2 separate regions of the Mus musculus genome follow, and region 2 is linked to region 1. A link is a loop called in an ENCODE intact Hi-C map of the cell type or tissue named here. Cell type or tissue: heart. All regions are shown on one strand. Links, peaks and the distances in the headings refer to the core of each region. The heading gives the core; the rest is flanking DNA.

Region 1 (5,616 bases), core at 698-4,697:
GAAGGCTGATCAAATTCATCCTGCCGATTTTGTGCTAAGAAGCAGGGGAAGGCAAACTCCTTTAAGACCCCCTCTTTGGTGACCCTGAGACCTCCAGCCTCTGATTGGCCACACAGGAGTACGTGCCAGGGAGAGAGAAAGGCTGACACCCACTCAGTAATTCTGACAGTTTTAGATTTATGGAGTACTTTAAGGTCTTCCATGGATAGCTGTCCCCGCTACACCCAAGAAAAGCACACAGTTTTTCAACCACTATCAGAGGTCTCCTAACTCCACCTCAACTCTCAAGTGAATCTATTAGTAGAACTGATTCCTGGGTTATCCTGGAGCTATGTGCACCCTGATCTGGTTGAAGGGTTCCTGCTGGGGATGCTGGCCCCTTCCAGCCAGATGCTCCTAGGGTCCACCTGGCTTGGGCCCTGATATGCTGGGATCCTGTTCTTTCAGCCTTGCAGGCTCTAGCAAGGGACGGATGGTAGGGAAGGAAGCACCAAACTGACACGGGACTGAGTTGCCTTCCTGGCCTCTCTGCTGGCCTGTGAACATGGGGGCTGGAGGAAGTGGCGTGGTAATAAAGCATAATTGAGACCCTGTAGATAGGACGGAAGGCCAACTGCAGGGCATGTCACAAGCACCCTGGGAGGCCTGCTTGTCTCTGGACCAGATTTGGAGTGGCCAGAGACAGGCAGAGATGGACACAGGCCTCTAGAGCTTCATTTAAGGGAAGATGGGAGGAGCACAGGGGGCTCCAGGCTCTGGGGTGGTCAGGTGTGTGTGTGTGTGTGAGTGTGTGTGTGTGTCTGGGGTGGTCAGGTGTGTGTGTGTGTGTGTGTGTGTGTGTGTGTGTCTGGGGTGGTCAGGTGTGTGTGTGTGTCTGGGGTGGTCAGGTGTGTGTGTGTGTCTGGGGTGGTCAGGTGTATGTGTGTGTGTGTCTGGGGTGGTCAGGGGTGTGTGTGTGTGTGTGTGTGTGTGTGTGTGTCTGGGGTGGTCAGGTGTGTGTGTCTGTCTGGGGTGGTAGGTGTGTGTCTGTCTGGGGTGGTCAGGTGTGTGTGTCTGTCTGGGGTGGTCAGGTGTGTGTGTGTCTGGGGTGGTCAGGTGTGTGTGTGTGTGTGTGTCTGGGGTGGTCAGGTGTGTGTGTGTGTCTGGGGTGGTCAGGTGTGTGTGTGTGTGTGTGTGTGTGTGTGAGAGAGAGAGGCTGGGGTGGTCAGGTGTGTGTGTGAGAGAGGCTGGGGTGGTCAGGTGTGTGTGTGTGTGTCTGGGGTGGTCAGGTGTGTGTGTGTGTCTGGGGTGGTCAGGTGTGTGTGTGTGTCTGGGGTGGTCAGGTGTGTGTGTGTGTGTGTGTGTGTGTGTGTGTGTGTGAGAGGCTGGGGTGGTCAGGTGTGTGTGTGAGAGAGGCTGGGGTGGTCAGGTGTGTGTGTGTGTGTGTGAGAGAGGCTGGGGTGGTCAGGTGTGTGTGTGTGTGTGTGTGTGTGTGTGTGTGTGTCTGGGGTGAGGGAGCAACAGCCAGGCCCAGGCCCAGGCCCAGAGGCAAAAGCAGGAGACCCCTGGGGTGGACACCACACCAGTCAGCCTTAACAAGAGCACCGTGCTTATTGGCCAGAGCTTGCAAGAAATCTCCAGGCCGGGGTGTGCAAGATGGCTGAACAGGTAAGGAGCCCACCACGGAAGCCTGATGACCTGGCTTTGAATTCCTAGAACTTAAAGGTGTTAGGAGTGAAGCAACTTCACGAAGCTGGCCTTTGACCTCCTCATGCTTGCTTTATCATGCGTGTGCCCCACACCCCGTGTCATACACACAACCAATAATGATACAGAAAAAGACATCTTTGTGCCTGCAGGTGCAGCTGGGGAGCTCAGGTGGTGTGTAGCCACGGAGTAGTTAAAAGACTCCAATCTGGGGTCTGCAACCCCACTGAACCCTAGGCACTTGGATCTGCCTGTCTCAGTCCGGTGTTCAGACAGCAGGGGGTTGGGGGTGGGGGACAGGCCAGCCCTGAAAGAACTTCATCTTGGAAGAAAATACCAGAGATTACAACAATTCCTTTATTCTAAAACTGCTGGTGGGTGAGTTTCCTTTGCCTCTCAGCCAGGGTAGATAGGTAGTGGTCTCCATAGGCGCTCCAGCCTGTGGGCGTTGGGGGTGGGACGCTCAATGACTAGTCTAGCCAGCCGAGTACCCATTTCTAGATTACAAACAATGGTGGGCAAAGGAGAGGGAGGGGAAAGAGGAGAAGGGTAGGGTGGAAACAAGTGTCTTGAAAAATCGGTGGCTGGAGGAAGAGAGGACCTGCCTATCAGTCACTTTTTCTGTGTTGTGCTGCCCCCTGATGGCTGAAGATATTGCTGTCTCTGTCCTTCCAATTCCAACCACAGACACTGGGGACAGCTGTTGGGAGTCAGAATCTTGGCTGTTGCTTCCAGGGTCTCTGCCTCTAGGTGCAGACGTGTAGGCAATTCTGATAGGGCTGTCTGGCCCTGTGCTCTGTTCAGTTCCACTGAGATATCAGGAGTCCAACCCTGTGAAGTGGAGTCCAGCTGGGAAGGACAGAAGACTCCGTGCTTGGAGGACGGCATGGGGGGGTAATTCTAGCTGCCTGAATGTGCTCTGCTGATGTAGAAATGTGGGCGTGGGTGTCACTACACACACCCGGGAGCCTCCTAGTCTCATCTGCAGGGGCACGAAGGGCTTTGGCCCAGACATGATTCTTTAGTTCAGAGAGCCCCAGCGACCCAGCCTGTCCTGGTCTCTCCGTGGTGGGTCAGATCAACCCTGCACTCTCGAATGAGTGAGACTGCAGGTCACACACGCCTGTGAAAGTGAGATCCCTGGAGTGAGGTCCCTGTGATCCAGGGCGCTTGTGTGCCTCCAACAAGGAGGTCTGTCCCTTTGACACCTGGGCGAGGTAGTCATCCAGGGTCTTGAGCAGTCGTTTTGGGCTCTTCTTGGCCAACGCTTCCAAGTCTGGAACAGAGGAGAGCAGGGAATGAAGGCTTAAGGGTCTTGGGGTGGCACTCAAATCCAGAAGCAAGTGCAATGGCTGTGTGGACCTCTCCAAACCCTGCCCTTGTTTGTGTTTTGAGACAGGGTTTCTCTGTGTTTCCCAGACCACACAGGAACTCACTCTGTAGACCAGGCTGGCCTCGAACTCACAGAGATCTGCCTGCCTCTGTCTTCTGAGTGCTGGGATCAAAGGCCTGCGCCACCACATCCTGCTGCTACCCCTGTCCTTTAAAGATAGAACAGTCATCAAAGATGGCCAAATGGCAAAACCAGAGAGCGCCCAGGGGCCACTTCCTTGCTGTGACACAGAATTCAACTCTGCAGAATCAGTCCAACCACCAGGCCTTGGCTTCCACAGCCTTCAGTGTTTAAGGTTTTTATTTTTTATTTTTATTTTTTATTTATTTATTTTATTTTAAATTTATTTTATATGTATTACTTTTATTTATTTTATATGTACTATTTGTTTGTTTGTTTGTTTTTTGAGACAGAGTTTCTCTGTGTAGCCCTGGCTGTCCCGGAACTCACTCTGTAGACCAGGCTGGCCTCGAACTCAGAAATCCGCCTGCCTCTGCCTCCCGAGTGCTGGGATTAAAGGCGTGCACCACCACGCCCGGCTTATATGTACTATTTTTATTTATTTTTATATGTATGAGGTTTTGCTTGAGTGTATGGCTGTGTACCACAGGTGTGCCTGATGCCCGAGGAGGTCAGAAGAGGGCACCAGATCTCCTGGAACTGGAGCTATACAGATGGCTGTGAGCTTCTGTGTTAGAAGCCAGTCCTCTGGAAGAGCAGCCAGTGCTCTTAACTGCTGAGCCATCTCCCCAGCGCTGGCTTCCTTGGCTCTGATTTTGTTTTGAGACACTTTTCCTGTAGACCTTTAACCTTTTACCTTTGGGTCTGCGGCTAATGATTGCTGAGATTACAAGCTTGGGCTACCACACATAGTTTATGTATCTCTGGGGTTGAGCCAGGGGCTCCTGAATGCCAGGCAGGTGCCCTCACAATGGAGCCATAGCCCCGTCCTGAGCTTTTTATTGATGGTATATTTTCAAGGTTTATTTTTATTATTTCTTAAAGTCTGTAAATGAGTCTGGTTGTGGGTGTGTGGGTGTGAGTGTGGATGCCTGCAGAGGCCGGAGATGTAGCAGTCTCCCTGGAGCTAGAGTTTCAGGCAGAGGTGAGCTGCTGGCCATGGGTGCTGTGAACCTAACCGGGTCCTCTGCGAGAGCAGCGGGCTGTCTTAACCACTGAGCCGCCTTTCAGTTCTGTTCTGTTGTTGTTTTATGAGACAGAGTTTCTCTACGTAGCCCTGGCTTGTCTGAAACTCACGTAGACCAGGCTGGCCTTGAACTCACAGAGCTCTGCCTGCACTCTGCCGAGCAAGCTACATTTTTGGTTCAGAAGATGAGAGGTTTTTGTTGTTGTGTGATGTGATCATCAAGAGCCATGCATGATGGCTCAGACTGTAATCCCAACACAAGGAAGGTGGATGCAGGACTGTCACCTGGTTACAGTGACAGACTCCATCTCAGAAACCTAAACAAAAGTAACTGTGATAAAAAGCAATCATCAGACGCATACGGCCACCAGGCATAGCCGCAGCCTGGCACGGTGGTGCATGTCTGTAATCTTTGTATTCGGGAAGCAGAGGGAGAGGGACTGTCATAAGTTCGAGGCCAATATGGTCTACACAGCAAGTTCCAGGCCAGCCAAGATCTCATAGATTGATCCTGCTTCAACACACAATCAACAAACAAGCAAGTGAGGAAACAAAAGAGTGTGGTGGACAGGGAGGCAGGAGGGGTCGCAGAGAATGGAGAAGGCCCCATGGTGTTCTGAGGGAGTCGGGGAGGACAGTAGTTCTACCCTGGGATCCTTGGCCCTGGACACAGGAGGAAGTGCCAACCTTTGAGGACAAAGCCTGAGTCTAAAATAGTCTTCTGCTGGGTCCTCCACACGCGAGCCAGATGAAGGAAAGTAGCCGCGTAGAAGCTGTTCACCACCGGGATGACCTTCTGCCGCCGATTACACTCCCTACAGGACAGAGGAGGTGACTTGCTTAGCCACACATGAACCCGACACACCAGTGCCCTCCTCCCTGGCCTACCTGGTCACCTCAGGAAGCCTCCAAGCCACCACCCCTCCCCGCCCCACCCCTCTCCACCCCACCCCTTTCCAGTCCACCCCAGCAGCATTTGGCAACCTGGCACTTGGGTAGGTGGTGAGGGGAGGGGGCTGGCGTATGGAGATGTTGCCCAGCTCTGAGAACCAGCAGGTACCAGAGCTGTGGAGAAGGCATGGGCAGGACTGGACCAGGTTCTGCTGGGTCACGCTGATCCACTAGGGACTCACCTGGAGAGACACTCCTCTCTCAAGGCCTGGATGGCAATGCGGGTGATGTTCACAGACATCAAACAGAAGGGGAATTGCTGGAATGGAGGATCGTAAGTCAGTGGCCGGCCAGCTCTGACCATATACATGTCCTACTCCTCGTGTGACTGGCAGAAACTAAGCCCACAGAGGTGGCAGCTGCTGTTATCGTCTCCGAGTCCCACCTTACATAAGGCCTGGAATCTAGGAGCCCACAGGAGGTTGCTCCAAGCCAGTCC
Region 2 (5,616 bases), core at 1,174-5,173, 160 kb before region 1:
TTCCAGGAGTTCTCTGGTTTGCATTTCTCATATCTTCTTAGAGCCATTGGGATTAGAGATGCATACAGATGCTTCTAGGTTTTACATGTGTTTAAGGAATCCAAACTCAAGCCCTCAGGTGTCCCACTGAGCTTCAGTTTGTGACTTTGGGAGGCTTGTTTGGGGGTCTCTCACTAAGTAGCCTTGGTTGCCTGGAGCATGCTACATAGACCAGACTGCCCTCAAATTTATAGAGATCTGCCTGCTTCTGCTTCCTAAGTGCTGGGATTAAAGGCCAGCTCTCACCTTGCAATTTTTAGATGTACCATTTGAATTTTCTTGGTCTTGAACTTTTGAGACGGAGTTTCATGATGCAGCCCTGGCTATCCTGAAACTGCATAAGTAGGCCTGGCTTTCGTAGAACCTGCAACAGCCAACCCTGCCTCTATCTCGTGTGTGCAAGGATTATCATATGCAACCCATTGCCATTTTTGTTTGTTTGTTTGTTTTGGTTTTTTTTTTTTTTTATTTTTTGAGACAGGGTTTCTCTGTATAGCCCTGGCTGTCCTGGAACTCACTTTGTAGACCAGGTTGGCCTGGAACTCAGAAATCCGCCTACCTCTGCCTCCCAAGTGCTGGGATTAAAGGTGTGTGCCACCATGCCGGCTCCATTGCTGATTTTAAAAATTACTTTTTTTTTTTTGCCAGACGTCGTGGCCCATGTTTTTAATCCCAGCCCTCAGGAGACAGAGGTAGGTAGATTTTTTTTTTTTTTTTTTTTGAGCCAGGTAGGCTTCCAGTGACAGGATTGTGTTACATTTGATTGGTTGTTGGCCAACAAGTTCTTGTGGAGATCCCTAAACAACCCAGGTTGATGCTTGACCAGAGGGTCTCTCTCTGAAAATTGACAGTGAGCCCCTATTGCCGAGGACAACGTCTACACAGCTCATTGAATGTCGAGAGGTCAAGCTGGTGCAGGCATGGAGCCTTCACTCCTACATTCTAGTCACTTTAGCACAGGAAGGTCCTCTGCAGGCTACAGGAAGAGAAACCTGGACACCACCTCAGCCACAAATCCCTCCACCTTCAACCTGTCCTGCCTGCAAGATGTGCCAGGACAACCGTGGCATAGAACTTGGGGGAGAGCCTGCCAGTGTTAGGTTTAACTTGAGGCTCGTGTTAGGAAAGGGAGTCCATCCCTTACACGGTTTGGATAGCCCAGAACCTTGGGTAGGATCAAATATGACTGGCCAAAAAAGAAGATCAATGAAATGATTCCTGGTGATATTTGGCTATTCTCATAGATCAGTGCCTCGTCCAGTTGTCATCAGAGAGTTGCCTCTTACAGCAGACAGGAGCAGGTGCAGAGACCACAGCCAGACATTATGCAGAGAGAATAAACATGGCCCACGGAATCGAGTAAGAAGGGCTCACATGGGCTCAGAGTCTAAAATGGCAAGTACGGGCCTGCATGAGCCTGCACCAGGCCCTCTGCGGCATGTTATATGGTGTGGCTGTTGGCTTGGTGTTTTTATGAGACTCTCAACAGTAGGAGCAGTCTCAACTCTAACTCTCTTGCCTGCTCTTGAAACTCTTTCTTCTATCATGTTGTCTTATCCAGTGTCAATACAAGGGCTTTTGCCAGGTCTTATTGTACTTTGTTTTGTCCTGTTTGGTTATCATCTCTTGGAGGGGGAAGTGGATCTGGGTAAAGGGGAGGTTGGGGGTGGGGGGAGCTGGGAGAAGTGAAGACCATATTTTTCAATTAAAGGAAGAGAGAAAAAGACTGTGGCTATGTTTAAATAAAAATGTAACAGAACTGTATGTATAACAGCACTGAGTTTTTGTGGGAAATGTATTTTTGGAGGGCTATGGAAGAAAAATAAACCAAGTACTAGCAGAGCTCTTAGCTGATCCACTGACTTTGCTCCATTTGTGTATAATAGGTGCTAGAATAGGCAGTGTATGCAGGCTTTTTTTTTTTTTTTTTTTTTTTTTTGTCAACTTGATACCAGCTAGAGCAACTTGTCCAAGCCTGTGAGGGAATTTTTCTTGATTGATGATTGATCTGGGAGGGCCCCACTCACTGTGGGCAGTGCCACCCCGAGGCAGGTGATTCTGAGGTGTATGAGGAAACAGGATAGCAAGTCAGAAAACAGCATTCCTTCAGGGCGTGTCCTTCAGATCCTACCTTGTGTCCCCAGCCTGACTTCACTCAGTGGTGAACTGTGATGTGGAACTAGGAGATGAAATAAACCCATTCTTCTCCAAGTTGCTCTCGTTCATGGCGTCTTGTCACAGCAATAGAAACCTAACCAAGACACAACGTATTGGAAGATGTGTTACCCAATAGTATCGAGTCTCTTAGCAATTTAAATGAAAATTACCGAATATTTTGAGGCTCAATTTTGAAACACTAAACATGTTTGATTTCTAATTTCTATTCTCTGTAGAATAAAAGCAGGGTGTTCTTTTATTGATATGTATTGCACAATGCATTTTCTGTTCTCTGATATAAATTCAATACTAATTCACCAGATACATCAGCTATGAGCACAAACGTTATCCTGGAACCACAAGCCTCTAACACTAAGACTTAGAGAGGAATGGGTAGCGTTGGAGGAATTCTGCTTCCTTTGATGGACGCTGGGCATCCATCCCTTTCTACCTCAGGTTTGTTCTTCAGCTTGTCAGAGGAGTGAGGAATGCTTATCTCAAAACCAAGTTAGAGTGAAGACATCGGCCACCTAACCCATGTCCCAGTGTGTGTATGTGTGTGCACATGCATGCATGTGGGTATATGTGTGTGCACATGTATGCATGTAGGTGTATCCCGGAGGTTAATGGCTAATGTCTTTTTTTTTTTTTTTTAATTTTTGGTTTTTTGAGACAGGGTTTCTCTGTGTAGCCCTGGCTGTCCTGGAACTCACTTTGTAGACCAGGCTGGCCTCGAACTCAGAAATCCACCTGCCTCTGCCTCCCGAGTGCTAGGATTAAAGATGTGCGCTATCATCTTTGGCTATTTATTATTTTTACTTTATGTGTTTGTGTTGCCTGCATATATGTCCATGCACCAGGTGCATGCAGTGCCCCGGGAGCCCACAAGAGGGAGTCAGGATGCCTTGGAACTAGAGTTACGGATGGTTGGGAGCCACCATGTGGTTGCTCCAAACCTTGGTTTTCTGCAAGAGCAGTAAGAGCCCTTAACCACTGAGTCATCTCTCCAGTCCACCTGATCTCTTTGAGACAGGGCTGAAAATTGCTTAGCTCATTTCTGTGAGCCCAGGCTATCATCTGTCTCTCTCTACCCCTCAGGCCAAGGGTTCAAAGCTTCAGAACCAGGCCTGGTTTTTATCTGAGTGTAAGGGATCCAAGCTCAGGTGCTGTTTGCTCTGCAGATGTCTTACCTCAGACACACATATCCCATTTTTTAAAAGATTTGTCTTATTTTTCAAGGGTGTGTGTAAATATGAATTCAGGTACCTTTGGAGGCCAGAAGAGGACATTCCCTAGAGCTGTTACAGGAAATCGGGACACCCGGATCCAAATTCTGGTCTTGTATAAGAGCAGCAAGTGTTTCTGAGATCTCACTAATCATGATCATCTCGTGAGACGGCAGACGATAAGAGATGAGTGCTGCGATCTCAACGTCTCTCCAGCCACCTCTGTTGCCTTTTAGAAAATGGTGGGTGGGTTTGTTTGCTTCTGAATCTTGGGTAATTGTTCTCTGCAGTTCCTCAAAGCTCTTTTTTCCAAAGCTGGAAGAACTGAGTCTTGTGAATGAATGGGCAGAGATTAACAAAAGCAAAATTTACACAGAGGAGGTTGGATAAAACAGCCAGATAAAAGATTAAAACAGGAATGATGACTTAAAGTTCACTTCATCTGTACTACAGGTTATTCCCACCTATAATTCAGGTTATACCAACTTTAAGGTCTTACCACATGGCATGCCTCTGAGTCCACTCTTGAAATAGTCTATGTACTTAACTGTTTGCCTTACAGATCCCTGCAGTCTCTAAGGGGTCATCTGGGTTTGGATCACAAAGCAGTGAACTGGAAGATTAAAGAACTTCAGAAATGGGCTGGAGAGATGGCTCAGCGGTTAAGCACACTTGCTGCTCTTCCAGAAGCCAAGTTCAGGTGTCAGCACCACACTGGGCAGCTGATAACTGCCTGTGATCCAGCTCCACAGGATCTGTAGGCACACACACACACACACACATACACACATTTAAAAATTAGTTAAAACAGAAAACACCAACTCAACCATCTGTAACGAGATCTGACTCCCTCTTCTGGAGTGTCTGAGGACAGCTACAGTGTGCTTACATGTAATAATAAATAAATCTTTAAAAAAATAACAAAACAAAAAAAGGGGGGGGGGCTGGAGAGATGGCTCAGTGGTTAAGAGCACCGACTGCTCTTCCGAAGGTCCGAAGTTCAAATCCCAGCAACCACATGGTGGCTCACAACCATCTGTAATGAGATCTGATGCCCTCTTCTGGTGTGTCTGAAGACAGCTACAGTGTACTTAGATATAATAATAAATAAATCTTTAAAAAAAAAAAAGAATTCCTTTAAAAAAAAAAAAGAAAACACCAACTCACTGACTTTACAGTGTCGAGCCAAATGCCTCCATAACTATGATTACCCAAATGATACTTCTGTTTTTGTTTCTGTTTATTTATTTGTTTGTTTGATTGGTGACAGGATTTCCCCATGAAGCCCTGGTTATCCTGGAACTCAGGACCTTGAACTCATAGAGATCCTCCTGCCTCTGTCTCCCAAGTGCTAGGACTAAAGGTGTGTACCATCATTACCTAGCCTGATGGAGTTTTGTTATAAATGCAACTTCAGGTAATTAGAAGGGGTAGTCTATAGGGAAATGAATTATCAAAAAGAATATAACACTTTGATATGGACTATCACCATGTCCCATTAATTGTAGCTTGTCAAGAAAACAGATCAACAGGACCTGAAGGGCACCGGGCCAGAGGAGTGCTGGGCAGAAACCCCCTGCCCCAGAGCAGCTCAGGCTTCGGTTCCTCATTAATCCGTTTCAGAGGCATAGTCCGTGCTTCTCACCGGCCTTCGCCATGTCTCAGCGTGTGCTCTGGTTCCGAGGAGGCCTGACTCTTGAGGACCTAGTGGCTGGGTCAAAAATGTACTAATTTTCCACAAAAATTTGGAGTACTTGATGGATGAAACACAAGGCCTCACACATGCGAGACCAGTGAGCTACTGAGTTATGGATGTAATCTACCTAAACACAGAGCACCTTTTTAATTGTATTTGAATAAATCAACACACATTTCTATATTGTATGCTATGTAATGTTGGTTTTTGTTTTTGTTTCTTTGTTTTGTCTGGTCTTGGCCTCCACCTTCTGAGAGTAGGGATTACAGGCTTGCTTGCACCACCACAGTTAGCATTGATGTATATTTTTTTGAAATGTATTTTATATTATTTTAAAGTTATGTGTATATGCCTGTATGAGGAAATGTGCGCATGATTGCAGGTGCCTTCAGAGACCAGAGACCTGGAATCTCCCAGGAACTGGAGTTAAAGACAGTTCTGCGCCACCTAGTGGGGATCCTGGTAACTAAACTCAGTTTCTTTACAAGAGCAAGACCA

Evidence for each region. A loop is a pair of places that touch in the nucleus more often than their neighbours do. Peaks named below come from ENCODE experiments on the same cell type or tissue, not always from the same donor. Only the 100,000 strongest peaks of a DNase experiment are listed, where the experiment ranks them.
Region 2: it touches region 1 in a loop (5-fold over the local background); 1 of 42 quality-filtered maps calls a loop at or near these places.

The regions. Positions count from the first base shown.
Region 1 is chr6:72,563,902-72,569,517 of GRCm38, forward strand. Elmod3 (ELMO/CED-12 domain containing 3) reads right to left here. Exons shown (of 12, transcript NM_001253692.1): 10 at 5,360-5,436; 11 at 4,914-5,041; 12 at 2,021-2,962. The coding sequence ends at 2,760. Among named protein-coding and RNA genes, the nearest start is that of Capg, 17 kb to the left of the region's middle. In heart, for the core only: CTCF peaks have their summits at 2,346 (motif pointing left) and 3,711 (motif pointing right); DNase peaks (open chromatin) are centred at 2,390 and 3,680; H3K4me3 peaks cover 287 bases; H3K27ac peaks cover 434 bases.
Region 2 is chr6:72,404,210-72,409,825 of GRCm38, forward strand. No RefSeq gene overlaps it. Among named protein-coding and RNA genes, the nearest start is that of Ggcx, 7.3 kb to the right of the region's middle. In heart, for the core only: a CTCF peak has its summit at 3,094 (motif pointing right); a DNase peak (open chromatin) is centred at 3,112.